Linked DNA regions of Homo sapiens: all the other regions are linked to region 1. A link is an interaction called in ENCODE POLR2A ChIA-PET data of the cell type or tissue named here. Cell type or tissue: CD4-positive, alpha-beta T cell. All regions are shown on one strand.

Region 1 (4,000 bases):
TTCTATCCTTTCTAGTCCATTCCCTCATAATTTCTGAGCCCCAATCCTTCCCTTCTTCCAACCCTCTTCTCTTTGTTTTCCTACTAGGCCTGCCTTTGCGAAGTCCCACTGTAGATCATAAGGAGGCTGCAAGAACTGATGAGTGGTCCATTTCCTTGCAACCTCTAGAAGCCGGAATATACTTCAGGCAGGGCCTTGTTACCAGAGACAATGTGTAGCAGTTAAGGCCAGAGCCTTCCACTCCACACCACCCAGGAATTGCTATGGCTGTTCTGTGACCTTGGCCAAGTTACTTCTGCTTTCTTCACTGTCCTTATTTGTCAAATGGGAATGCTAGTACTAATCACCTCACAGAGTTGTAGTAAAAACTGCAGGCTGGTGTAGTGGCTCACATCTGTAATACCAGCACTAAGGGAGGCAGAGGTGCGAAGATAGCCTGAGGCCAGGAGTTGGAGACCAGCCTGGCTAATACAGAGAGAACCCCATCTACACACATGCACCTGTGACTGTAAAGACTACGTGACTGTTGCTACTACATTATTATTATTATTAACAGAGGACACTATTAAGAATCCAGCATTGTAATCTGAATACTCATTTTAATCCTTCCAACGATCCCCCAGATCGTTGTCTCATTTCACGAAAGAAAAGGAGCCTCTAATCCCATCCCTACCAGGGTTTGGCAAAGTGGGCAAGTGAGAGGCTCAACCATGAGCTTCAGTTCCTCCTCTGTAAATGGTAACAATGGCACTGTCACAAAGAGGACCAAGTGAGACCACAGGAGGCCCGTGTGTGTGCGTGTGTGTGTGTATGTGCCAGAGACAGAAAGAGAGAGAGAGACAAAGTTTCACTCTTGCTGCCCAGGCTGGAGTGCAATGGTGCAATCTCAGCTCACCGCAACCTCCACCTCCTGGGTTCAAGCAATTCTCCTGCCTCAGCCTCCTGAGTAGCTGGGATTACAGGCATGCGCCATCATGCCCAGCTAATTTTGTATTTTTAGTAGAGATGGGTGAGTTCTCCATGTTGATGAAGCTGGTCTCGAACTCCCGACCTCAGATGATCCGCCTGCCTCGGCCTCCCAAAGTACTGGGATTACAGGTGTAAGCCACCCAGCCCGGGCTTTTTTTTGGGGGGGGACGAGTGTCCCTCTGTTGCACAGGCTGGAGTGAAGTGGCACGATCTCGGCTCACTGCAACCTCTGCCTCCTGGGTTCAAGCAATTCTCCTGCCTCAGGCTTCCAAGTAGCTGGGACTACAGACGCCACCACGCTGGCTAATTTTTGTATTTTTAGTAGAGACGGGGTTTCGCCATGTTGGCCAGGCTGGTCTCGAACCCCTGACCTCGTGGTCCGCCCGCCTCGGCCTCCCAAAGTGCTGGGATTACATGCTTGAGCCACCCCGCCGGCCGGCCGTTCTTAAACGCACGACTACTTCCCTAGCTTTCCAGCACCAAATCCAGCGGCCCCACCCGGCCACGCCCCCACGCCAGGCCATGACCCCCATATGGCTCACTGCGCAAGCTCACACCCAGTCCCAGGAAGCGAGCCCCACGTCGCCCCAGCTCTGCATTCACAGCCGCCAAGCGGTCCCGGAAGCCGAATGCCGGATAGGTCAAAGACAGCGCCGCTGCTCCGGCACTGCCGCCAGAGGGCGCGGAGTCGCCGTGTTGGCCTGCACCTCCCTTGTCACGTCAGCCGAACGGCTACGGCAATGGAGGATTTTGCCGTATGCGACGACAGGATGACTGCTTCCCCTGAAGCTTCACCAAACACGGAGAGGCTTTCCTGTCCCTGGGAGACGCGGTGATGTGACGCAGCGGTTGCAGCGAAGGTTTCTTGTAAAAGATGGCCGCTGCGGAGTTGCTAGGTGTCTCCTGGCAGGCGGCGGCCGCACCACAAGATGGCGGCCCGCCCCAGGGTCCCACACGCGGGGCTGCGGAGGCGGCGGCCCCGAGGGTCCCCGCCCCTTGCTGGCCCTGTCCCCGCGTGCGGGGCTGCGACCTGCCTTTGTGTGCGGGTGGAAGTGCGGGCCGCCTTGGGGCCGAGTTGCAACTTCGCGACACTCCACTGGAGTGCGATGAGACGATGAGATGTTACCTCCTAACACTTCGGGAGGTGGGCAGCATGGCAATTCCTAGTAACCTCAACGCGATTCACTCAGACTTCCTTTTTCCCATCCTGAGCCGCAAAACCAGGAACTGGTGAAATAAATCAGGCCATCTTTCAGAGGAATGGCCTGCCACCGTTAAAAAGAGCAAAGCTGCAGTTTATGTACTAATGTGGAACCAGCTCTGAGATAAATTAAGTGAAAGAAAGCAAAGCACAGGAAAATGTGTATAGATATGCCTTTGTGTTTTTAAACAAGAAGACCCACATAAATGAAGATATGAATGTGTAAGCATAGTATAGCGGTAATGGTAATAGCGATCGCCCAGCCTAAGGAAGGGAATGGAGAGATACGGAACAAGGATGGGAGGAGACAGTTTTCATCTAAGACCGTTGGGTTTTCTGAGCTTTGTACCATGGACAGGTGTTAATTTTAAATTTTTTGTAAATATTTAAATTATGGCTTAAAGACAAGTTCTTTTGTAAGGGTATAAGGGCAGACTAGCACATAGAAAAAAAAAGACTTTTTTAACCTGGAACCAAGACATTTGATAAACATTCATGAAACTCAATTTTCAAGGATAAAAATTTCAAGGTCAATACTGTAGTACTTACAGCAAAGAATGCCAATCATTGTGACAGCCTGAGCCCTCTTGAAAGCTAGTTTTTGTTGGCGGGGGGTCAGAAAATTTGGCCTGGGAAGCAGGAGGCACTCGACCTATTTGCTGATGCTGAATGCCTTTCTACTGTAAGCATACATAGTCTCAATGGCTTCTTCTGATTTTGGTATATCTTAGGCTTTTCGGGTTAATATCGAAAACAGTGGCAACATTGAGAGTTTGAGCCAAGTTCTGCCTTAGAATCATCCAGAAAGGTGTTTCCACTGCCTGAAAAATAAGTAGTAGCAGTTTCAGAATTGGCATTGAGTTTGGAAATCGCCTATTTGAACTTGAAAGAAGTGTTAGTCCTCCATCCTAAAGCAACAACCATACTGAGCCTTTACTAGTGTGCCAGGCACTGGAGAAGAGGGTATTCTTTTTTTTTTTTTTTTTTTTTTTTTCCTGAGACGGAGTTTCACTCTTGTTGCCCAGGCTGGAGTGCAATGGTGCGATCTCGGCTCACTGCAACGTCTGTCTCCTGGGTTCAAGTGATTCTCCTGCTTCAACCTCCCAAGTATCTGGGATTACAGGTGCATGCCACCACACCCAGCTAATTTTTTTTTTTTTGAGATGGAGTCTTGCTCTGTTGCCCAGGCTGGAGTGTAGTGGCATAATCATGGCTCACTGCAACCTCCATCTCCCAGGTTCAAGCGATTCTTCTGCCTCAGCCTCCCTAGTAGCTAGGACTACAGGCACGTGCCACCACGCCCAGCTAATTTTTGTATTTTTAGGGAGATGGGGTCTCATCATATTGGCCAGGCTGGTCTCGAACTCCTGACCTCGTGATCCGCCCACCTCGGCCTCCCAAAGTGCTGGGATTACAGGCGTGAGCCACTGCACCTGGCCACACCCCGCTAATTTTTGTATTTTATTTATTTATTTATTTTGAGATAGAGTTTTGCTCTTGTTGCTCAGGCTGGAGTGCAATGGCACGATCTCGGCTCACTACAACCTCTGCCTCCCAGGTTCAAGCGATTCTCTTGCCACACCTTCTCGAGTAGCTGGGATTACAGGCGTGTGCCACCATGCCTGGCTAATTTTGTATTTTTAGTAGAGACGCGGTTTCGCCACGTTGGCCAGGCTGGTCTGGAATTCCTGATCTCAGGTGATCCGCCCCCCTCGGCCTCCCCAAGTGCTGGGATTACAGGTGTGAGCCACTTCGCCAGGCCAAGAGGGCATTCTTACATGGGATAATTACACATAGCACTCTGGGTTGTTGAAGGCATTAAATATGCTA
Region 2 (4,000 bases), 50 kb after region 1:
GCCGGGCGTGGTGGCGGGCGCCTGTAGTCCCAGCTACTCGTGAGGCTGAGGCAGGAGAATGGCGTGAACCCAGGAGGCAGGGCTTGCAGTGAGCAGAGATCATGCCGCTGCACTCCAGCCTGGGCGACAGAGCGAGACTTCTTCTCAAAAAAAAAAAAAAAAAAAGTCTTCAAAGGGATCTTCACTAATAACGTTTTTGCTCTTACTTTGGCATTAGACTTTGTAAACAAAGATGTAGCAAACACAGACCACGCAAATATGACAGTTGTCTTATGCACATTCCTCTCTGGCATTTGACACAAATATTTTAGTTTTTCCTATGATAAAGTATTTATCTCCCCATTCATTTAATTCAACAAATACAGCTGAGATAGATTTGACCAGATGTTGGACTTGGAGCTGTAGGCAGGCTTTTCCTGGGGAGGTAAGGATTAGAAGTCCTCCTGAATAAGGCTAAACAGAGGTTCCCCTTGGCATTAAATGTCTTCTTCTGAAGGCGACTGAAACTCGAGAAATGAACTCCCCGCCTCCCCCCTTATTTTTTGGCTATTGGCTTGCTGTTGATGATTCTTACCTCTCATGTAAGGAAGGCTACCATTGTATTCTCAGGCATCCATTCCTTTGTGTTACCACATGCTTATCTGTTAATATTATCTAATAGTTCTCTATGCTTCTCTGTCTGCAGTTTGCTGCAGAAACATTTTTGCAATATGCTGATCTTTTCAGTTATTTGCTCTTAAATCTTCTATTCTGTTTTTCCCCACACTCCATATGGCATTAAAGACAGAAAAATAGTTTGTGTTTTAAAACTTTTTTTTTTTTTTTAGACGGAATCTTGCTTTGTAGCCCAGGCTGGAGTGCAGTGGTGCCATCTCAGCTCACTGCAAGCTCCACCTTCCAGATTCATGCCATTCTCCTGCCTCAGCCTCCCGAGTAGCTGGGACTACAGGCACCCACCACCACGCCCGGCTAATTTTTGTATTTTTAGTAGAGACGGGGTTTCACCGTGTTAGCCAGATTGGTCTTGATCTCCTGACCTCGTGATCCACCCGCCTCGGCCTCCCAAAGTGCTGGAATTACAGGCGTGAGCCACCATGCCCAGCCTAAAACTTATTTTTAAAACATTTCTTAATGGTGGTGGTCACTGCGATTTGTGAATCAGAGGTAAAAGTGATGTGGCGAGTGAAATCAAAACAAGTTTTTTAGCAGTGTCTGTTACCAGTTTCAATTTTAGTATCCCAGGCTGTGATTACAAAAACATATTTAAGAATAGCTACTTGCAAAATATCTCCTTGTGGGAGGAAGAAAGCTTGGGAGTTGGTTCCAATGCTGACCTACAGCATTGGCCTTGTTCATTTGCTTGAAGATGCAGTACTTAACTCATGGGGCCTGGAGTCTCTGTTTTGGTGATGGCATCACTGCTGAGAAATTTAAGTTTGCCTGATTCTGTTGTCCACTTCTGGTGTCCTGGGACTGTCTACAGTTGGGACCAAGCAAATCCAAGGGAGCCTATTTAAGGGGAGCCTGGGACAAGGGCAGTTTAGGAATTCTCCAGCCTTGCTTGTCTCTTAGTTGGTCCTTCTTGTGTGGCTGCTGCCAGATAAAGGAAAGGAAGTTCTCTCTTCTCCCTCAGCCTTTCCTTTCCAGCTTTGCTTCATACTGCTGGGCATTAACCATCTCAGATCAGGAGTCCTTTAAAAGTTACTTAGTGAAGTAAATAGTTACATCATTGATTTCCAATATTGGTATGTAAGTGTAATAAAAAGTTGGTTTCCATTGAATAAGCTTTGTAGTTTGAGTTATTTGAGAGTGCATAATTACAAAGCTGCTATGAATTAACCTTAAATAACCAAGCATAGACTTTATGAAAAATAGTGTCCCTTATATGTGGTATTCAGTCAGCCTACCAACAGTTCTTCTGTTCACTTACAGATATGAGGATCCCTGAGATAACTGCGGGTCATTTAAAACCCACTCTTAAATCCTCTGACCTGCACCATGTTAATGGTTGTTAAAAAAGCGATAACATTTTGTAGAAACCTTCCTACACATTTGCCTTTAAATGCTTTTTAATGTTTCTGTGGTATTTGTAGTTTACATGTGATTTCATTTGGTGCTCACAACTGTTGTGTGTATCTGCCTGAAATAGCTGAGGCTGTATGCTCAGGTGGCTCAGCTGGAATGTCAGTCTAGGTCTGCTAACTCAGTTCAGTGCTCTTTCTGATGTACCATCCTGCCTTTCCATTATATGCTAGTGCCCTAAAGACCACGACATTTCACCCCTTGTAAAAGTGTATCTTTCGGCCGGGGGCGATGGCTCACACCTGTAATCCCAGCACTTTGGGAGGCCGAGGAGGGTGGATCACAGGGTCAAGAGATAGAGACCATCCTGGCCAACGTGGTGAAACCCCGTCTATACTAAAAATATAAAAATTAGCTGGGCATAGTGGCATGCACTGTAGTCCCAGCTATTCAGGAGGCTGAGGTAGTAGAATCGCTTGAACTGGGGAGGCGGAGCTTGCAGTGAGCCGGGATCGTGCCATTGCACTCCAGCCTGGCGACAGAGCAAGATTCCATCTCAAAAAAAAAAAAAAGTGTCTCTTTCTTCCACTACCTTTTTTTTTTTTCTCTCTCTGAGACAGAGTCAAGCTCTGTCGCCAGGCTGGAGTGCAGTAGCATGATCTCGGCTCACTGCAACCTCCGCCTCTCGGGTTCAAGCAATTCTCCTGCCTCAGCCTCCTGAGTAGCTGGGGCTACAGGTGCACGTCACCATGCCCAGCTAATTTTTGTATTTTTAGTATAGATGGGGTTTCACCATGTTGGCCAGGATGGTCTCAATCCCTTGACCCTGTGATCCGCCCGCCTTGGCCTCCCAAGGTGCTGGGATTACAGGCGTGAACCACCACGCCTGGCCCACTACCTTTTATTTAAAATGATACGTCTTTTTTGCTGATTATTAAACTATTCAGTTAAAAAAAAAAAGCTAGGAAAATTCAGAAATATAAAGAAGGAAAATTTGTGATTCACTACCCCGAGGAAGACCAAAGTGTTAACTGGTTATTTTCTTCCTTTGAATGTATACTTTCATACCTTCCTTTAATGAGATTGAACTCTTGGCCAGGCATGGTGGTCAGTACTTTGGGAGGAGTAATCCCAGCACTTTGGGAGGGTAAGGCAGGAGGATTGCTTGAGCCCAGGAGTTCAAGACCACCTTCAGCAACAAAGTAAGACTCCATCTCTACAAAGAAAAGAAAAAATTAGGTGGGTGTGGTGGTACACTTGTGGTTCCAGATGGTGGGAGGCTGAGACGGGAGGATCACTTGATTCCAGGAGTTTAAGGCTGCAGTGGTTTGTGTTCGTGGCACTGCACTCCAGCCTGGGTGGCAGAGCAAGACCCTGTCTCAAGAAAAAAGAAATTGAACTCTCCCCAAAAATGATGTGAGAATTTAACTGTGGAGGAGACCAGATACTCTTGGGTGATGTGACCTGTGATACTTCTCCTAGTAGACACTGAATGATGAGAAGCTGGGGATCATAGGAATAGCTGTATTTTTCAAATGTTTGTTGGTAACGAGTGAGGAACCTGATGCATCCAGCTCCAGAGTAAGGTTTATTTGCCATGGTAACACTGGATAAGTACATTGTTGCCTGTATTTCCAAGTAATTTATCATTTCTGTATTTTAGTAAACATACATATATACAGAAAAGTGCACAAATAAGTGGACGGCTTAGAGAATTTTTATAAACCCAGAGGCCCTCTTAGTCTCCTTTAAGTCATTATCATCGATGCCCTGATGCTTGCGTAGTGAGTCTTCTGATTTCTAGAACTGTAGACTAATTTTGCCTGATTTGGATTTTGTGTAAATGGAATCATACACTGTGTATTCTTGCGTATCTGGTTTCTTTGACTCAGTGTTGTTTGTGAGACTTTGTGTTGTTGTGTACAGTTGTAACTGGAGTTTCCATTGCTCAGTAGTATTATGTGATATATCATAATGT
Region 3 (4,000 bases), 120 kb after region 1:
ATTTTTTGTATTCTTAGTAGAGATGGGGTTTCACCATGTTAGCCAGGATGGTCTTGATCTCTTGACCTCATGATCTGGCCGCCTCAGCCTCCCACGGCGCTGGGATTACAGGCGTGAGCTACCACACCCAGCCTATTTTTTATTTTTTTTGAGACAGGAGTCTCACTGTCGCCCAGGCTGGAGTGCAGTGGCCTGATCTCAGCTCACTGCAACCTCTGCCTCCCCGATTCAGGCAATTCTCCTGCCTCGGCCTCCCAAGTAGCTGGGATTACAGGCGCCTGCCACCACGCTTGGCTAATTTTTTGTATTTATTTTTAGTAGAAACGGGGTTTCACCATGTTGGCCAGGCTGGTCTCGAACTGCCGACCTCAGGTGATCCACCTACCTTGGCCTCCCAAAGTCCTGGGATTACAGGCATGAGCCACTGCGCTCAGCCAGTAGGGTAAATAAGTGGGACCAGGACAGGGCTTTACATTCTAGCTTGGGGGAACCAGAGGATTCAAGACCTGAAGGTGGAAAAAATACAAAGTGAAAACTTAAAAAATGAAAATAGTGAATACTTTTCACCTTTGGCATTTGAAAATACAGAAAGTACAAATCATAAAATGTTGAAGATTGATTAATAGATTACATTAAACATGTAAATAACAAGATTCCCAGACTAACAAGAACAAACCACACAAGCAGGTGACAAAGATGATAATGCCTAATAGTATCCAAGCAGTAGGTAACCTGGTGGATGCTAGAATATAGGGAGTGGAACAGCCTCTGGTTGATGGTAGGAGTGTAGTAATGAGTACAACCTTTTCAGTAGAAACTGCCACTCTGCTCCCCAGTGTTGAACATAGACATATGCAGCAATCCAGAGTTCTGAGTCTGAGTGTATGGCCTAGAGAAACTTATCTCTGGACATTATGAGAGAGTTGTAATGAGAGTTATCATTGCAGCCTTGCATGGGGAGTGAAAAACTGCAAATAACTCAAATGATCTGGGGAACTAAGTGAGTCTATTAAAGCAGTGGAATATTATATAACTGTTAACTTTTGGGAATGAAAAAAGACAAGTTGCAAAAAGCTGTACAGGATGATAATGTTTATGTAAGGCATCTCTTCAGGAGCATTTACTTGTGGTGAAGAAGGAAGAAAATGCAATGAGGGAAGGGTTAACTCTTGGAAAAAACGGATAAAAATAACAGTGTTAATTTTTGTCACATCAGAATATTGGGTAGACAGTTATAAGGGTATAATTTTAAATGGAGAAAACAAAACATTTTGAAACAAGCAGGCTGGCTGGTTTCCTGTTTTGATGTGGTCTAGAGAAAAAGAATAAAAGCCCCTTACTCAAGCTGTAGCTTACCTAACTTCCAAACAATCAGCAACAAAAAACCCCGAGAAACTGTTATCACAAGTTCCTGCTTCATGGGGCTAGGGACCTCCCTGGGCCCCCCCCCGCCCCCAGCATGTGCAGTTAGACTTCAACTTCAACTTATAGTTACCTTTTCCTCATTTTAATGCCAAAAGTCACACCCAGGATGGAGATTTAACCTGCTAGTGCTACACGCAATTTCTGAAGAAGCATGTTTAGCCACTGTGCATGCACTAGAAAAACCCCTCCTATATACATATCCTGACATCACCCCTCCCCACAGGAAAGCCCTTTAAAGTTAACTCCCACACTGCTTTCAGAGAACAGCTGCCCCTTTCCTTTTGCAGTGCTAGCTCACTATGCATAAGCTAATACACTTTCACTTTCTCTTTGCTATTGTGTCTGGTGATCTCTCTTGATTTCTATCATGGAAGATTCCAAGAACCCAGGTCGCTGTTAACAATTTCAATTAAAATATTAAAAAATTTAAAAATCACAGTCAGCCATAGGACTGTACTTGTTGATGTTTTGATAAATATGGCCTTTACTTTTGTAAATTCAAAGTTAAATTAATTTTGGTAACTTTCTAGGAACCCGTCAACTTGTTGACTTCTTTTTGATGTATTACTTTGCCTTCTCTGTGTATCTGAGTTCCAGATGATGAATTGGTTCCACCTAACAGTAACAGAGTTCTTATGTAATTTTGCTTGTAGGAGTCTATCTGAAAAAAGCCATTTGACATACAGAGAAAGCTCTCTATGCTAATGTTCATTGCTGAGTTGTTTATAATGATAGGAAATTGTCAGCAATATTTTCTTAAAAATAGGAATCGATGGTTCACTAAATCTGTTGGGCAGCAGTAAAGTCCAGTGAACCTGCTCTCCCATGTCACCCCATCTGCTGTTGCCAGAGTGCCCTAGTGCGTGACGGGGTAGAGGGGAGGAACTTGGGAGAATGTGGAGAGTATCACATGTGCAGTCTAGGAGTGCAGTCTAGGATTTCAGCTACAGAAAACCTCCGCGCATATGACTAGAACAAGACATGAACTCCTTCCTGTGTGGGAGGATGCCAAGTGTTCTTTTGTTTGTTTGTTTGTTTGTTTGTTTGAGAATGGGGTCACTTCTCCACTGACAGAGATGCATACATATTCCATGTAGAACATTGGAGAACCAGGAGAGCACAGGGATGAGTACCACCAGCAGTCCCGATCCTGTTTAGTCTACATGTGTGGACTTTGTTTATTGTATCTGGGCAAGGGAGCATTTAGTGCCCTAGCCTGCCGAGAGGCAGTGGAGTCATTAGAAATAAATTTGTCTTTTTTGCCCTTCATCCTTATATCTGAGTTGTTATCATGTTCGTCCGGCTCTGTTTGAGTGCCTGTTACGGATCTAGGGCAGTAAGTATACCCAGCCTTGCTCTTAAATCTAGCATGGCAGTGAATGAGGTGACCAGCTTAGAGCTGGGCGGTAGTACCTGGTTTAATCTTTACTCTGGTGTGTGTTCTCATTGTCTTTCTCTTGATCTCTTTTTGTCAAGAGTTTTTCATTTGTTTTGTTTTTTGAGGTATAATACAAATGAAATATAACATGCTAATCTTTTTTGTTGTTTAGGCAAACTTTTCTCTTTTTTTTGAGACAGAGTTTCGCTCTTATCACCCAGGCTGGAGGGCAATGGCACGATCTTGGCTCACCGCAACCTGCGCCTCCCAGGTTCAAGCAATTCTCCTGCCTCAGCCTCCCAAGTAGCTAGGATTACAGGCATGCACCACCATGCCTGGCTAATTTTGTATTTATAGTAGAGACAGGGTTTCTCCATGTTGGTCAGGCTGGTCTCAAACTCCTGACCTCCGGTGATCCACTGTGCCTGGCTAGGCAAACTTTTCATACAGTAAAATGCATAGATTGAACTATATCACTCGTGAGTCATCACCTCACTTCCCTATTGAACTGTATCATTCGTGAGTCATCACCTCACTTCCCTATATTTCCATTGCTCTCAGAAAGTTCCCAGAGTACCTAAGTTTTATTTATAGTTCAAATTTTACACACTTACCTACATGTGACCACTACTTGGATCAAGATATAAGAAATTTCTAGCACCCTGGAGATTGGACTCAATGTCACTCGCTTATAGACAGACACATACTTAATCACAATATTTGTGAGGATTGTTTCAGATACTCTGGTGCTGAAATTTGCTTCCTGAAGTCTGGTGTCATTTGTCTTTGTGGGTGGCCCCACAATCTAGCCTATTTCTTCTGGCACCCCTTGCATACATGCTCCTGGTGCTCTGCCTAGCATTCTCCCAAGGAATGAATGTTTTGTCTCTCACAGATATGGGACACAGCAGGACAGGAACGGTTCCAGTCTCTCGGTGTGGCCTTCTACAGAGGTGCAGACTGCTGCGTTCTGGTATTTGATGTGACTGCCCCCAACACATTCAAAACCCTAGATAGCTGGAGAGATGAGTTTCTCATCCAGGCCAGTCCCCGAGATCCTGAAAACTTCCCATTTGTTGTGTTGGGAAACAAGATTGACCTCGAAAACAGACAAGTAAGTACCAACGATGATAGATATTGTCACAGACACCTGCTCCCCAGGGGCCTTGTGAATTTGGAGGGTTCTCTGCTAAGCTC
Region 4 (4,000 bases), 190 kb after region 1:
GGCTGAGCACATAATAGGGGTCAATAAATAGTAAAGGAGCAATTCTTCTCACCACCTGATACGTGTTTGTGCTCTCCAGTATCTACTCCTTCAGTGCACATTCACTGAGACCCCACTGCATGCTGGGCCTGTTCCAGAAACCAAGGCACACCAAGGGGAGAAGCAGGCAGAAGTCTCCATTCTGATGGGCTGACAGCCTAGTAGGAAAGAAAGAGAAAAAAATAAGGAAACAATACACAGGCAGGTGATGACATGTACCATGAAGGAAGACAAAGTCAGGACGTTTCTGAGAATGCCTGAAGGCATTTAGAGAACAACTAACGCAATGGGCAGAGTGTTCCAGATGGAGAGAATGCCAAGCGCAAAGGCCCTGGGGCCACGATGGACTCCATGTTTGAGTGTTTAGTCTGGATTCCTGGTTTTAAGTCTGTATTCAGCCTTTATTTCTAATCCTTCATGTTTCATCTTACCTAATTAACCCAAGTCCCAGTAATGCTGAGAGATGACACTGGCTTGACCCAATGTAGTATCAGAGGAGGGGCCTAAAAGTGGTCATTCTCAATATAACTAACTTGAAGGCAGAGAGCACTGGACTTGCTGCTCAATTGGATGTTGACTAGGAGAATAAGAGGGGACACAAGTGACCGCATATGTTCGGTCTGAACAAGTGGAATAAGAGTCGCCATTAACTAGATAAAGAACACTTGTGGGAAAACAGGACTGGGTGGGATGGGGAACTCAGATTTGCATATGCCACTTTTAGATGCCTATTAGATCTCTATATGGAGCTTTTGAGTACAAAGACAGATATAAAAACTAGAGTTGAGGGGAAAATCTGCGCTGCAAGAGAAATGTGAGCCATCAGGATATTGATGGTAGTTAAAGTCAGGACACTAAATTAGGTCATCCACGGGATGGTTGTAGAGGAAAAGAAATGTCCACATTCTGAGCCATAGACAACTCCAACTGTGCTAGTGAAAAACATGGCCAGTGTTTAGCAGTTGAGGAGCCAAGAAGGAACCAGCAATGGACACAGAAGTATCAGCCAGTGAAGTATTTAGAACATTCAGAGTATAGTGAGAATTGTGATTCAGAAACCAGAGAACAAAGTGTGTCAACAGGGTGGAAGGATGAACGGTGTCAGATGCCAAAGATGGGCCAAGTAGGATGAGGTCTGAGAACAGATCACATGATTTGACAACAGAGAGGTCACTACTGACTTCCATGGCCATTAGGGACAAACGCCTGAATGGTAAGGGCTCAAGATCCATTAGAGAGAACAGTTAATGATGCAGAGAAAGGAAATTACCCTTCAGTAAGTGAGAAGGTCTGGGGTCTAATGAGAGGTTGGTTTTGCCAGGAGCAGACAGTTCATAGTAACAGAATGTAGATAATGTGGGCACATATGCAGGGGGAGGGGGTAACTGTGCCTGTGAAGTTCTCATCTGACTGCATGGATTTTCCCAGTGGAATGGGAAGCAAAGCTGACAGCTGAGAGAAAGGGCAGGGCAGGACAGGTGGTGCCAGAGGTTTAAAGATGGAAACAGATCTGAAAGATTTGTGTTCTTTCTTCGCCATGCTGCTGGGAGGCAGGAGATCCCAGGATAGAGCACCACACTGCCCCAGGTCCTGGGTAAAAGGGTTTCCCATATGTTAAAGACATAGCTCTGCATTTCCTAGCAGGGCAAGCTGCTTTTAGTCTGAGTCTTAGCTTCTGCATCTGTAAAGTTGCTTGCTATAAAGGGATCAGCCTGACAACCTCAGAGGAATGTTCCAAAGAGAAGCCAGGGAATAACTTCTGTGATACAGGATCAGCCAACATTCAGCCAAGCTGAAAACAAGGCACCCCTAGGAAGGGGGAAACGCTACTGTGTTTACTCCTATTTTGTAGATGAGCACACTGAGGAACAGGGAGGAAAAGTGACTTGCTCAAGGTCACAAGATCTTCTTGAGCCTGCACTGTCCATGTCCTCTGCTGCACAGTACCTTCCAATCTCCATGCACTACATATCTCACTGGGCTCTACAACATCTTCAAGTGAGACAAATCACTAGCTCCATTTTAAAGCTGAATGAATTGAACCCAAGGCTAAGCCTTTCACCTCTAAGAGGATGGTGTGTTTAATAACCTAGCTGTTACTATTGGCTGGGTTGTGAGACCTGTGGAAGTCACCCTGCAGCTAGATTTCTGCGGAACCTCAAAGGCGGGGGTAGGGCTAGGGCTCAGCTGGCAAGGAAGCCCACAGGCCACTAGAGGGTGACATGGGAGCGGCATGGCCTGAGATGTTTAAGAATCAGAGAGGAAGCCTTGCACATTTTGGTGTCAAAACACCGGAGTCGAGGGTCACTCAGTAATCACTCACCTGGGTTTTCCCAAATTGTCCTGATACGAACGCTTGTCAAAACCGTTTCTGCCCAGGCACTCCCTTTCCTAGCCCCTGCCCCCAAATTAAGTTCTTCCCAAGGGAATGTAAGTGGAAGGAATCCGTGATTTCTGTCCGGTTTTTAAAAGATGGGATCGTTCTTCGCAGTCTCCTCTTCCCCCAGCTCTAGGCAGAGGCCTCTAGGCCCTTGGGGATGGTGGTGTAAGGTGGAAGGGGCAGGTCTTTGCAGCAGCATCTGCAGGAAAGCCTTTCTCCTACCTTTTGATGGTTTGGTGGTCTTTGGCTTGTAAAATAATCAGTCCAATCTCAGCCTCAGCTTTAATAGTAAGGGATCAAGCAGTAGTTTCTACTCAATGTTCCTCATACCCAGAGTCAAGGATTCTGCTATGCTAACACTAACATTATGGCTAAAGAATGTTCACTTTCTGTTAAGTTATGTTGTGAATCAGTTGTATTGATGTGAGGAGACATTCAGAACTACCATGAGGATATTTTAAACAGTTGTTAAATCAAGTTTAGCCTAAAGCTGCTTCCTTATATATTTTAAGTTCGGCTTATAGGTTTTCTGCACATTGTGAACTATAAGTGGAGGCATAAACAGACCGTAGCCTATACTTGTGCCAATCACAGAGTTTTTGCCAATCAAATGTAGCCAACTGTTCAAACCATGTTCAAATAAGGCAAGGCAGAGCTGTAACCAATCCAGCTGTTTCTGTACCTCACTTTCCTTTGCTGTCCATAAATCTTCCATTACATGGCTGTGCTGGAGTGTCTGAGCTTGCTCTGGCTCAGAAAGCTGCCTGATTTGAATCGATTGCTCAATTAAACTTTTTTTCTTTTGAGACAGAGTCTTGCTCTGTCGTCCAGGATGGAGTGCAGTGGTGCAATCTTGGCTCACTGCAACCTCCACCTCCCGGGTTCAAGTGATTCTCATGCCTCAGCCTACCGAGTGGCTGGGATTAGAGGCACTCACCACCATGCCCAGTAATTTTTGTATTTTTGGTAGAGACAGGGTTTCACAATGTTGGCCAGGCTGGTCTCGAACTCCTGACCTCAAGTGATCTGCCCACTTCATCCTCCCAAAGTGCTGGGATTACAGGTATGAGGCACTGCACCCGACCCGGCCAATTAAGCTCCTTTAAATTTAATTCAGCTGAAGTTTTTCTTTTAGTACACTGAACAGGGGAAACTGTTTAAAACAACATCATATTTCTCAGAGGCTAATACTTAAATATAAGATGGAAGGATCAAAGTGTAACTATTGTCATTTTTATCACTTGCTGTGCTAAGTGCTTTCATGTGGATTTACTTAAACCTTTTAAAAGTCCTGTGAGATAAAGGGTATCATACTCATATTTACAGATGAGGAAACTGAATTTAGAAACTAGTATAGTAGTGAAACAGCAAAACTCTTCTGCTATACTCTATTGGAGCAATTAGAAACTATGCCTTAACATTTTTCTAATTTTTGTTTTGTAAAATTCTGTGCCACTGGATTTCTCATTTGGTTGATTTAGGGAGACCTGTGTACACTAAACATTTGACACATTAACAGAGTACTTGACTGATTTGACTACATTTGTTTGGCAAAAAAGTACAGCAGCTCAAAATTGAAAC
Region 5 (4,000 bases), 110 kb after region 1:
CACTCTGAGCCTTGAAGTCAATCAGTTTTGAGGGCAAGATGACTGCTGGGTCTTCTCTAATGGTCATATACAGAGCATGAAGTCTTGGAAGAAAATGAGATGGACAGAGAGACATTTACCCATGTTCCGTGCTGGTGAAAGTGTGGAATGTTACTTTGGAATCTGCTCAGAAGCCTGCTACTTCCGAACTCTGTATCCCTATGATGCTTCCTTCCCAGTGCTATATTTAGATCATATGTGCAATAAGTCACATTCTAGTAGGCAGGGTAGGCAAAGACCATCAGCAGAATGAGAGACACATGGATGAAATGTATTCTACTAATCCAAGAAATGCCGAGTGATTAAAACATTTGTGAGTCTGATCAGATTATGCTGACAGAGTGTATATGTAGGTTCATCTCATCATAATTGAAAACAATGCATACTTAGCAGCAAGGGAAATTTTGAGATTATCCATGTGCTGAATATCATGCAACCTTAATGTTAATAACATGGGAAGATATTTAATATAGAAAAAGCAAGATGCAAAGTTATACATGGTATATAACCTCAACCATTTGAAGGAAAACTAGAAAGACATATACTCTAATACTAATAGTGATTGCTTCTGGGAGATGGAATTGTCAGTAGCTTTTTGTCTTCATTCTTTCGTACCTTCCTGAGTTTTCTACAATTTGATACCATAGTTAGGGTGGGAACAGTGCAGGGGAGCAGAAAAGCCAACTGTGATTAGGACCCAGTTGTTGCAGACAGGCAACTTGGAAACACCAACCAACTAAAAATGTTAACAAACTATAGAACATTAATTGGTTTAACTGTCATGGCTTTGTTGAACCTTTAGCATTTGTTCAAATATCTAGTGCTATCATTACGGTTTTGGATCGGGCACAACATGTAAATCAGAACAGTAGTTGTAGACTCTTCACATCAGTGGTTTCCAAACTTGGTGTGTATGCCTGAATTGCCATAAAAGACTTGTTAAAAGTCCCAGCCCTCACAAGCCAGAATCCTCCTTTGGGTGAGAGCTGGTACTGCAAAATGGCATGGTAGGACCTGGGCTGACACTCCTGGTAATTCCAGCTCTGCCACTTCGTTGCTGTCTGACTGTGGATGTGATGAACACCTGGTTCAATTTCATCTCCTGCATTTTACACTGTTGTTTTGATGGCTTTGCAGATATAGTAATCCTCTTTATCTGCAGTCAATCGTGGTCTGAAAATATTAAACGGGAAACTATAGAAATACTATTCTTAAGTTTCTTTTTGTTTGTCTGCTTTTTGAGACAGAGGGTTGTTCTGTCACCCAGGCTGGAGGGCAGTGGAGCGATCATAGCTCACTGGAGCCTTAAACTCCTGGGCTCAAGCCATCTTCCCACCTCGGCCTGCCGAGTAACTGGGACTTACAGGAGTGTACCACCATGCCCAGGTAATGTATTAAATATTTTGTAGCGACTGGGTTTCAACATGTTGCCCAGGTTGGTCTCAAAACTCCTGGCCTTAAGCAGTCTTCCTGCCTCAGCCTCCCAGAGTTCTGGGATTACAGGCATGAGCCACTGCACCCTGCCATAAGTTTTAAATTGCGTGCTGTTTGGATTAGCTTGATGAAGCTTGTGCTATCCCACCCAGGAAGTGAATCATCGCTTTGTCCAGGGTTTCTACACCATAGATGCTACCTGCCCGTTAGTCACTTAGTAGCTGTCTTGGTTATCACATCAATGTTGCAATGCTTGTGTTCAAGTAACTCATAATTGACTTAATAATGGTCCCAAAGCACAAGATGCTGGCAATTTGGTTATGCCACAGAGAAGCTCTTGAAGTGAAAAGGTAAAAATTGTTGACTTAATAAGGAAAGTGAAAAAATTGTATGCCGAGGTTGCTAAAATTTGTGAGAACATATTTTCTATCTTTGAAATTGTGAAGAAGGAAAAAGAAAATCATGCTAATTTTGCTGTGACACCTCATACTGCAAAAGGTAAAAGCCACAGTATATGATGAGTGGTTAGTTACAATGGAAAAAGCATTAAATTTGTAGGTGGAAAACATGAACATCATCAATGTGTCCTGACGGATGACAAGTTTGGTACTTGCTGTGTTTCAGGCATTCACTGGGGGTCTTGGGGCCTACCCCCCATGGATAAGTGGGTACTACTATACTTTGCTTTCAATTCCTGCAACACCATAAAGCCTTCACCTCCACGTGAGCTGTTATCCTACCTGCAAGAATTCAGACTTTCGAATTGCTAACTGACCCCCAACTTCCTAGCCCTTCCCTGCTGTCCTCATTTTCACCATAGCAGTCCTTTGCCCTTCCCCTAGGTACCCCTGTGTATTCCTGGTTAACCTCTTTCTGACCACCGACCTCTGCCCACCCAAGCCCTTGAACAATATTTTTCTTGATCTTTTTACCTGCTCATGTTTCCTTATTTTGTCTGCTTATGTGGCCATTTGGCTTTTCTGTGGCATAGATGAAGAAGGTGATGACTGCAGGCGAATAAAGGAAGATGCCAGCTTTTGATTTGTTATGAGAAACATTGTACTTGAAAGAAAGAATTGTTTCATCGTTCAAATACTGGTACCAATACTGGTAGTTTCGCTCTGAGGAGCTTCTTCCGATGCACACTGGTGAGGTTTGGTTTGGTGGCAGAAGGAAAGAAATGTGTTATGAATATACCTTATTCTAGAAAATTTTTAGAGGATATTAATATATACATGGATTAATGGATGTTATCTAAAATGCTTTCCTTGAAGGACCAGGTCTCAGAGATCTTATGTAACTCTTTCTTCCTTTCTACTCTGCTGGCTGCAGATTCTCCTGTGAGAGGAAGTGGTCGGTGCTTTAGAGAACTGTTTTCCAGTTAGAAATTTCAAACTTTGTAGCCTTTTTTTTTTTTTTTTTTTTAAATCTTTGACTTCATTTCGCTCTGTTGCCCAGGCTGGAGCGCAGTGATGCGATCTCGGCTCACTGCAACCTCTGCCTCCTGGGTTCAAGTGATTCTCCTGCCTCAGCCTCCCGAGTAGTTATTACAGGTGTGTTTCACCACACCCAGCTAATTTTTGTATTTTCAGTAGAGATGGGTTTTTACCATGTTGGCCAGGCTGGTCTCGAACTCTTGACCTCAAGTGATCTGCCCGCCTCAGCCTCTCAGAGTGCTGGGATTACAGGCATGAGTCACCCATGCCTGGCCATAGGCTTTTAAAAAATAATTTCAGTCTTCAGAAATCCATGAAGATGGAAATAGAAATTGATAACAAAAGCAGAAATTGCTTTTGGACATTTTGAAGCTAACTCTGCTTGGGCAGCTTCTTGTAGCAAAAGTTGCATTTAGTGTGTTTTGTTCCTGGCTTTTTTTTTTTTTTTTGAGATGGAGTTTCACTCTTGTTGCCCATGCTAGAGTGCAGTGGTGTGATCTCGGCTCACTGCAGCCTCCACCTTCCAGGTTCAAGCGATTCTCCTGCCTCAGCCTCCCAAGTAGCTGAGATTACAAGCGCGTGCCACCACGCGCAGCTTAATTTTTGTATTTTTAGTATAGCTGGTGTTTCACCATGTTGGCCAGGATGGATTTGTCAGTCTCTTGACCTCGTGATCCACCTACCTCAGCCTCCCAAAATGCTGGGATTACAGGCATGAGCCACCACGCCTGGCCCCTGGCTCTTTTCTAGAAACAAGTGTCCCATTCTTGATCTGGGAGAACATTAAGTACAAAAATATACCTTTTAACTTTTGCCAGTTTAAAGCCATCAATGTCCTGGTGAAAGAAGATGTGGAATTCTTAGTATCAGCTGTTTAGTACCATTTGCAACAACTCTGAAATGCTTAGCCAGCCCTGAGTGAAGATGAAAATCTGCATTTAAATGTAATTTGTCTTACATGATGAGTGGAGATTTTTGTCATCAGAAATTGATTTGAAAAAATCAACAGATTAACATTTTTCTCCAAAGTGGAGGTGGCTGTTTGAGTGTAAAGGTAATGTGCTCCTCTAAGAGTCACAGTTAAGTATAAG
Region 6 (4,000 bases), 63 kb before region 1:
GTTACCTCCTTCCTTCCCATCAGCATTTGAACAGGCTCCTGTCCTTCCCACTGCTACAGACTGAATGTCTGCATCCCCCCAGAATTCTTATGTTGAAACCTAACCCCCAATGTGAAGCATTAGAGGGTGGCACCTTTGTGAGGTGATTAGGCCATGAGGGTAGAGCCTTCATGAATGGACATTAGTGCCCTTATAAGATACATCCGAGAGTTCCCTCATCTCTGCCACCATGTGAGGACACGAGAAGGTGCTATCTTTGAACCAAGCAGCAGGACCTCTCAACACCAAATCTGCCGGTGCCTTGATCTTGGACTTCCCAGCCTCCAGAACTGTAAGAAGCAAATTTCTATTTATAGCTACCCAGTCTATGGTATTTTGTTATAGCAGCCTTAACAGACTGAGACACTCGTCTTAAATCTTTCTGGATTCTATCCCCTGAGTGGAAGTCAAAAAAGGAGTCTGGGCTCCTCCCTCCCCACCAACCCCCACAAGCAAATCCTTCAGATGCTGCGATGGACCCTCCTGATGGCCCTACCTTCTGACTTGCCTTTCCTGATGCCCAGCACTTCTGCTGTCTGCTCCCTTCTGTGTCCCCTGCATTTAGTCCTGGGCCTGTCACACCACATATGGAACTAAGGGCCTGATGGAAGCTGAGACCCTAAAGGGCTGGGCTGGGGGCACCATGAAGGGGTTGGCCATGGTAGGGGACAGGCTGCATCATTCAGCTTTCGCTTCAGGTCTAGCCCAGTTTGAAGGTTCTCTCTTCCCTCCCTGTCATCTCCCACACCTGCCCAGGCAGGTGACAAAGCAGTCCCCAGATCCCAGGCCACCAGCCCCAGAACCAGGCCAGAGTCCCAGAGTCAGGCCCAGCTTCAAAATGGCGCCAGGCCTCATCCAAAGCATCAGGCCTTTGCAGAGGGCCCTGGGGTACACTCGGGGGCATTTCCTGTCTGAGCCTGCGGCCCCCAACCGCTGGCAGCATGGGCTTCCGGCGGGGCTGCGGCCGGGGCCTGCACTATCAGCTCGGCACCAGACGCCCGGTCAGGATACTTGTGGTGAAACTGTGAGGGCGCACTGGGTCCTTTGGGGTTTTCTCCCATGACAGCCTCCAAGACAAATGGAAGAGAGAAAGTGACACCCAGCCCTTCTTCAGCCGTGTTTTCCCCTCCCTGAGCCAGGGTCCAGGTTCAAGGCTGGGGGACTGCCATGAGGCCACCTATGACTACAGGGACATCCCAAAGCTGCAGCCATGGAAGCAGCCAGGGCCAGGCCACTAGGGTCAGGCATCTTGGCCAAGGCTGGACAAAAGGCACTGTGGCCTGGGGATCTGAATGGGAGTGGGAGTGGGTGGGCCACTCCTATACGGCCACATGAGGGCCACAGAGAAAGTACGCTGGGTCTGAGACTGAGAGGTGTCAGGTGTCTGGGGCATGTCACCTTGCGCCAAGGGATGCCCAGCCTGAACCTGGCTTTACACCTAGGGCCCCACTTCACCTCCTCCCTGAGATTTACAAGGGGGAAACTGAGGCCCTGTTTACTACTGGGGAAACCGAGGATCAGGGAAGCGCAGGGCTGCGCGTGGCGTAGGGCGCTCTGTCCCAGCAACCAAAGGATGTAAGCCCGTAGGTGGGGAGGGCAGCACCGGATGCCCCACTGGGCCCAGGGATGCACCCACCACAGGATGCTGGGGGAGCCACCGGCCTTGGCCAGCCCAGCTAGCCCTGTGGCTTTCCAGGGCAGCTGAGAGCCCAGGTCCCCATGGCTAAGCCCCTCAGCAGCCCAGTGGTCCTGAGCCCGCCGACCCCAGACCCAGTCCTAGTCCGGCCAGAGGAGGCCGTTTACGAGCCCACACCCGTAGGTGGCGCCACAGCCGGAGAATTGGCTTTGGTTCTGTTGGAGCCGCGCCGCCTTTAAATTAGCCCCACGCATGCGCGACTTTTCTAGCCCGAGCCCGCCGTCTGCGCCTGCGATTTCGCCCATACTCCCCGGTGCCCGCCTCGTGACGTGCCGCAGTGTTACGAAGGGACACCAGGGCGCAGGCGCAGCTCGCTCCTCAGGCCTGCGAGAGGCCCGCCGGCCCAGCAGAGGGCGCCCACCAATCTGCACGCGGGCCCAGCGAGTTATCTTGATTTCGGCCAAGCTTTCTGACTGCTCCAAAAAACGAAGAAAAAGATTCAGGGAGAGTAAGAGGATGAAGAGAGCTGGTGAAGCAGCTGACCAAATGGCCCGAGGTGGTATGCAGCCGCGGTAAAGCAGGGCCCCTCCGTGAGGCACAGCCGCCCGGGGGTTCCCTAGGGGAAGCAGGGGCTGCGGCAGACGCCTCTCGGGCAGGTCAGGGTATGCACCCTCCCGCAGGGGCTCCCAAGGCCGGGCGTGCGTGAGGCCAGGTCCACGGGCACACCACTGTGAACACTGATTAAACGTGGCCTCCACGGCTTCCAACCCCCAGGACAGGACCAACCCTCTGCCCCCGGCTCAGGCCAGAGCTCGGCGAGACCGTCGCTGTTTAACAAGCATTTGCTATACGCCACCTTGCATTATGACAGCATGTGACCCACACAGCCATCCTAGGAAGCAGGTAACAGCCCTACTCCATTTTGCACGGAAAGACTTGCCTGAGGTCACAGAGAGCGGCAGGCCTGGGATTTCCATCCAGGGATCCGACTGCAGAGCACGACTCTGGAGGGTCTTCCTTCTTGCTCCTCCCATCCTTCCACTGTCCTTGGATCCCCCATTTTCCCCCTGCACAATCTCCTAATCCCTATGTTCAACTTCTCATTTTCAACTGGATCTTTCCCAATGGCATTCAACACACTTGGTGTCCCCAACCTTAGAGTAGAACATTCAAGCAGCACAGCCTCCTGAAGGCCCTCACTCATCCCTTTCCCAGCCTGTTTGCGAAATGCTTTGTCAGGACTCAAAGTTAAGTCTCACTTCCGTCCAATTCCCATCCCCACACCAACACAGTTCTCAAGTCACCAATGGGTAAAAGGCTTCAGTGATCCACTCCTACAGCCAAAAGGCACTGCTCGGTCTCTTCAGCCTCAGATGGTTCACTCCTGGAAACATTTTTCCACTTGGCTTCATGACACCACAGTCCTGGTCTTTCTCGTCCCAGGTAAGGAGAGTCCTGGTCTTTGTCAACCCAGGTGGCCACTATTACTTTGTCGTCTTAATATTCAGTTCTGGATCTCTTCTTATTCTATACCCTTCCTAGGCACTGTCCCCTCCCACAGCCTCCTTCTCACCTTTTCCATAACCATGTCTAGGCCCGGCAGCCCCACATTTACCACTTGCACACCAGACCTTATAATTCCAGGCCTGAATATCCACCTGCCCAGGGACACTCCCACTTGGATGTCCCGAGCACCTCCATTTTGCCATGTCTGAAACAGAATTCAGCATCAGTTCCTCACAACTGGTCTTCTACAGACTTCCCCAGTAATCCCTCAACCCACCTGCCAATATTTAAGCTGTTTGTAAGCCACTCATGCAAACATTCAATAACCCAACTACGTGTCATAGATTGGTCTGAACACCTAGCTGTTAACATAAAGATGAGCATAAAAGACAAAACCCCTGCCCTATTGAAGCTAGTTCAGTAATCACACACATTCCAACCGTGGTATATGAGGTGGAGAAGAGGTACAAAGGAAAACGAGAGGGTACCACAGGACTTGACTGAGTGTGGCAGGCCACGGATGGCTCCCTGACACAGTAACCTTAAGTAACACATCCTGAGGCTGAGCAGGAATTCATTAGGTGGAGACAGGGAGCGAACTCCTGCAGAGAGGAAAGAGGGGCAGAAAGCCTGGCACTCACTGGCACTGTCGATTCCCCACATGACCTTTCAATCCCTTGCCTCTTGAGAGGAACCATCTCTGCTTTGCTCATCACTGTTTCCTTGATGCTGAGTAAAACATGACTCACAGGAAGGATGCAAAAACTACAAAAATGGAGGCCTCACTCCACTACTCCATTCTGTGACATAAGCCACGTC
Region 7 (4,000 bases), 110 kb after region 1:
TGATCTCATGATCCGCCCGCCTTGGCCTCCCAAAGTGCTAGGATTACAGGTATGAGCCACTGTGCCCAGCAATTTTTGTATTTTTAGTAGAGACAGGGTTTCATCATGTTAGCCAGGCTGGTCTTGAACTCCTGACCTTGTGATCCACCCACCTCGGGCCTCCCAAAGTGCCGTTATTACAAGCATGAGCCACCGTGCCCAGCCTTTTCTATTTTTAGTAGAGACGGGGTTTCACCATGTTGGCCAGGCTGGTCTCGAACTCCTGACCTCATGATTTGCCTACCTTGGCCTCCCCTTCTTTCTATTTGAAACTTGCCCCCATTATCATCATCTGATCTCTATCTTGAAATATGATACCAGACCTTAGAGTGTGACATTTAAACTTTGACCAGTCAAAGCGGTCCCTGGGGAGAAAGGTAGGGGAATAGTGGGGCTCCACATATAATGGATAGTTTGGGGTATACCTCTCAGTGCTGATTATGATGGAAGACAGAACTCCAAGTCATCTTATACTGCCCCTAACTAGCACTAGTAAGAACTTTCTAGATGAATGCTGGTGGGCTGAGATACCGTGTCTTCACAGTCCAGCCATGGGCATGAGGCTTTTGGCAGAGAAACAGCTTGACCCTCTGCATAGGTCATGGGACCTGGGGTGTGTGCCTAGCAAACCATCCTCTAGTCTGGCTCCTATTCCCATACTGTTCTTGTAGCCAGAAACAGACTCTGAAGCCATCGAGGATGGTTACTTTCAAGAGCGTAGGCCTTCTTAGCAAATCCTGCCCTTTAGGACAGTAGTCAGGTCTGATATTTCCTTTTAGTTAGTGGTCTTGGGTGTAATACCACCTCTTGAGAAAGAGAACAATTGACAGCCAAGCATCTGGAAAGAGAGGGATAGCTGGATTACCTTGCCTAGGAGCTGTAACCTGCTGCTTCTCTCACTGTCTTCTGGACTCTGTGTTCTGTTACTCATCTCTGTATTTGGCATACCTTAAGATGGTAGCGGCCAGTATTTACTAGTCATCTGCTGTATTCTAGTTACTGTCCTGAGCATTTTATTTATTCAGTCTTCACAGCATTCTTAGGACATAAGAGCTGTCATCTCTATATTCCCTATTCCAACAGAGAAATTAAATGACTGGCTCAAGGTCATATAGCTAAATTAATAAGCGGCAAAACCAGAATAGAAATCCCTGTGGCCTGGGTTCATATCTGCTGCTTAAGTCACTCCCACTATAGGCACTGCTGTCAGCCTTGCCTTCAAAAGGTAGGTGGTTAAAGAGGAAACTAACAAGTAGTTCTTCTGAGTCCCATTCATTTTCTGGAAGTCACTGAGTCATACCCTGGCAAATGAGAGGCAATTACAGCAGGAGCCCTGTCTTGATGAGTAGATAGACCATGCTGTGGCAAGTCCTGGAAGACAGTTGAGCAGAGATCAGGCATTTTTCACATCTTCTGGTTATGAGTAGACAAGGCTGCCTGAAAGATTTTCTGGAAAAGAGTAGTCACTAGAGCTGCAGAGTCAAGTATTCAGACGGTACCCAACATTTAATAAATTTCTACTTGGCATTGAGTATACAGTGGGGAGTAAAACTGTCTTCATGGAGATTGTTAGAAAAGGGATAGACTAGATTAATATAGTACATAAAAATGTCAATTAGTGGTAAGTGCTCTGAAGGAAAAGCAAGCAGAGTAACGGGATAGAGAGCAAATGAGGGGTTATGCTGCTTTAAATAAAGCGGTCACTTCTTTGAGAAAGTGATACTGAAGCAGCGACCTGAATGAAGCAAGGACCAAGCTGTTGAGTAAGTTGGAGCATTAGTTCAAATTGCCAATCCATTCAATTGATCCACCACCCAAGTGAGAGAATACATTCTCTCCAACAGCTTGCAGGGGCAGGATGGCCCTGCTGTGCTGTTCTGCCTCGCTCTTGGGTCCAGAGTTTTGGTGAGTGATACTGTTTTTTATCAGTGCCCCCTGGTGGAAGGAAGATACCTAGCAGGAAGGTTCAGGGCCCTGCACTGTTGGGGCTGCTCAGACATTTGTGCAAGGGAGGTGTTTTGTTTTGGTGTTTCCATCACACTCACAGTGATTTCTCCTTTTCCCCCTTTAGTTTGAAGGATGACCTCTAGGAAGAAAGTGTTGCTGAAGGTTATCATCCTGGGAGATTCTGGGTAAGTTACTCATGAATTTGAGCTAACAGATTGGCTTAGAGCTAAGCCTCTCTGCTGTGGAGCCCACACTGTCCGTGCTGCCACTTCTTGCTTTCATAGTGAGGCTTAGGGCCTTACATGTTTCCCTCCACGGCAGAAATTTAGATGATCCCTTGTTATATAACCTTTTGTTCTCTAGTTTTTAGCATGATTTTTTATGGGGAACGGATGGCTATTTGAACTCAACTAAGGATAGGCATTTTCATGGAATCCCTTTTCTCCAAGCTGGCCAGGCTGGGGAGTCTTCCTTACGTAGATGTATTGCCATTGGCATCTGGCGTAGCAGATGTGCTTTTTTTTTTTTTTTTTGGAGACAGAGTCTCGCTCTGTCGCCCAGGCTGGAGTGCAGTGGCGCGATCTCGGCTCACTGCAAGCTCCGCCTCCCGGATTCACGCCATTCTCCTGCCTCAGCCTCCCGAGGAGCTGGGACTACAGGCGCCCGCCACCACGCCCGGCTAGTTTTTTGTATTTTTGGTAGAGATGGGGTTTCACCGTGTTAGCCAGGATGGTCTTGATCTCCTGACCTCGTGATCCGCCTGCCTCGGCCTCCCAAAGTGCTGGGATTACAGGCGTGAGCCACCGCGCCCGACCCAGATGTGCGTTCTTAGTGCACCATACAGTATCCTCCTGCTGCTGTGCCTGCTTCAGATCTATCTGCAAAAGAGCCTGGGACGGCAGAACTGGGTTCTGATTCTAGATGTGCCACTAACCATGTAGCTAACTCTAATGGCTCTTAAGATTCTGTGGTAGGTTGGGTGAGGTGGCTTATGCCCATAATCCCAGTGCTTTGGAGGCTGAGGGGAGGATTGCTTGAGCCCAGGAGTTGGAGACCTGTCTCTACAAAAAAAATTTAGCCAGGTGCCGTACCTGTAGTTCCAGCTGCTGGGGAGGCCGAGGCGAGAGGATGGCTTGAGCCCAGGAGTTTGAGGCTGTAGCAAGCTATGATCATGCCGTTGCACTGCAGCCCGAGTGACAGAGCAAGACCCCAACTCTTAAAATAAAAAGATTCTGTGGTAGGCTTTTCAGACTTGGCATCTGAAGGGACCCATGAAAGCTTTGACTCATTGGAAGCTTATGTATTTTTAAAAATAACAACAATAGCAAATGCAGGTATGCTTCTTTATTCCAAAGTCCCCTGCCCTTCCTTTGAAAAGCCAGAGGTTTTTCTGTCTTGACTGGCTTATTTGAATCACCTGCAGAACCTTTTTTTGTATGTGTGTGAGAGACAGGGTCTCGCTCTGTTGCCCAGACTAAAGTGAATGGTGCAATCACAGCTCACTGCAGCCTCAACCTCCTGGTCTTAAGCCATCCTCCCACCTCAGCCTCCAGAGTAGCTGGGACCACCAGTGTGTGCTACCACTCCTGGTTAAATTTTTGTATTTTTTATAGAGACAGGGTTCTACCATGTTGCCCAGGCTGGTCTCAAACTCCTGGGCTCAAGCAGTCCACTCGTCTCGACCTCCCAAAGTGCTGAGATTACAGGCTTGAGCCACCATGCCCAGCCTTTGAAGAACCTTTTGTTCGCTAGCATTTGCCCAGCCCCAGACCAGTGGGCTAGGGCCTAGATTTGTGCTCTCTCTCCTACCCCGCAACTCCATCCCCGTCGGGATGGAAAGATAGTGCTTTTAGGCCTGCCTTCCCCAAACTTGTGCAAAAAGTCTCACCAAGCCCTTGTTCGATTCCAGGTTTTGCCACCTCTCACCTTGTAGATTCTGGCTTAGATGGTCTGGGTTGGAAAACACTGCCTTCGGCTGTCTAGGTACCTCCAGGTTCTTTAACACAAATATGAA

The links. Peaks named below come from ENCODE experiments on the same cell type or tissue, not always from the same donor. Only the 100,000 strongest peaks of a DNase experiment are listed, where the experiment ranks them.
Region 2: POLR2A ChIA-PET joins it to region 1 with 11 read pairs; 28 of 35 experiments call an interaction of 5 or more read pairs at or near these places.
Region 3: POLR2A ChIA-PET joins it to region 1 with 70 read pairs; 22 of 35 experiments call an interaction of 5 or more read pairs at or near these places.
Region 4: POLR2A ChIA-PET joins it to region 1 with 12 read pairs; 25 of 35 experiments call an interaction of 5 or more read pairs at or near these places.
Region 5: POLR2A ChIA-PET joins it to region 1 with 63 read pairs; 21 of 35 experiments call an interaction of 5 or more read pairs at or near these places.
Region 6: POLR2A ChIA-PET joins it to region 1 with 31 read pairs; 19 of 35 experiments call an interaction of 5 or more read pairs at or near these places.
Region 7: POLR2A ChIA-PET joins it to region 1 with 18 read pairs; 23 of 35 experiments call an interaction of 5 or more read pairs at or near these places.

The regions. Positions count from the first base shown.
Region 1 is chr3:128,679,230-128,683,229 of GRCh38, forward strand. No RefSeq gene overlaps it. Among named protein-coding and RNA genes, the nearest start is that of RPN1, 30 kb to the left of the region's middle. RefSeq lists enhancers at 1,291-1,983, 1,458-1,587, 1,698-1,867 and a silencer at 1,928-2,147. In CD4-positive, alpha-beta T cell, CTCF peaks have their summits at 1,673 (motif pointing right) and 1,872 (motif pointing right); a DNase peak (open chromatin) is centred at 1,672; H3K4me3 peaks cover 1,591 bases; H3K27ac peaks cover 1,998 bases.
Region 2 is chr3:128,729,424-128,733,423 of GRCh38, forward strand. The region is part of intron 1 of RAB7A (RAB7A, member RAS oncogene family); the gene reads left to right. Among named protein-coding and RNA genes, the nearest start is that of RAB7A, 5.2 kb to the left of the region's middle. RefSeq lists an enhancer at 1,925-2,094. In CD4-positive, alpha-beta T cell, no CTCF peak of the experiment used is centred here; no DNase peak of the experiment used is centred here.
Region 3 is chr3:128,802,674-128,806,673 of GRCh38, forward strand. It overlaps RAB7A (RAB7A, member RAS oncogene family), which reads left to right. Exons shown (of 6, transcript NM_004637.6): 4 at 3,699-3,917. Among named protein-coding and RNA genes, the nearest start is that of MIR12124, 42 kb to the right of the region's middle. RefSeq lists an enhancer at 1,731-1,850. In CD4-positive, alpha-beta T cell, no CTCF peak of the experiment used is centred here; DNase peaks (open chromatin) are centred at 1,648 and 3,308; H3K4me3 peaks cover 1,518 bases; H3K27ac peaks cover 3,507 bases.
Region 4 is chr3:128,873,505-128,877,504 of GRCh38, forward strand. It overlaps ACAD9-DT (ACAD9 divergent transcript), which reads right to left. Exons shown (of 3, transcript NR_186174.1): 2 at 56-197. Among named protein-coding and RNA genes, the nearest start is that of ACAD9-DT, 3.9 kb to the right of the region's middle. In CD4-positive, alpha-beta T cell, CTCF peaks have their summits at 2,259 (motif pointing right) and 2,467; a DNase peak (open chromatin) is centred at 2,237.
Region 5 is chr3:128,786,450-128,790,449 of GRCh38, forward strand. All of the region lies in intron 1 of RAB7A (RAB7A, member RAS oncogene family), which reads left to right. Among named protein-coding and RNA genes, the nearest start is that of MIR12124, 58 kb to the right of the region's middle. In CD4-positive, alpha-beta T cell, a CTCF peak has its summit at 1,056; DNase peaks (open chromatin) are centred at 1,022, 1,642, 2,552 and 2,642; H3K4me3 peaks cover 1,380 bases; H3K27ac peaks cover 4,000 bases.
Region 6 is chr3:128,615,769-128,619,768 of GRCh38, forward strand. No RefSeq gene overlaps it. Among named protein-coding and RNA genes, the nearest start is that of RPN1, 33 kb to the right of the region's middle. RefSeq lists enhancers at 2,052-2,341, 2,135-2,646, 2,362-2,411. In CD4-positive, alpha-beta T cell, CTCF peaks have their summits at 2,049 (motif pointing right) and 2,250; DNase peaks (open chromatin) are centred at 1,063, 1,983 and 3,943; H3K4me3 peaks cover 1,732 bases; H3K27ac peaks cover 1,894 bases.
Region 7 is chr3:128,793,250-128,797,249 of GRCh38, forward strand. It overlaps RAB7A (RAB7A, member RAS oncogene family), which reads left to right. Exons shown (of 6, transcript NM_004637.6): 2 at 2,111-2,171. The coding sequence starts at 2,119. Among named protein-coding and RNA genes, the nearest start is that of MIR12124, 52 kb to the right of the region's middle. RefSeq lists an enhancer at 597-746. In CD4-positive, alpha-beta T cell, CTCF peaks have their summits at 1,936 (motif pointing left) and 2,135; DNase peaks (open chromatin) are centred at 1,342 and 1,952.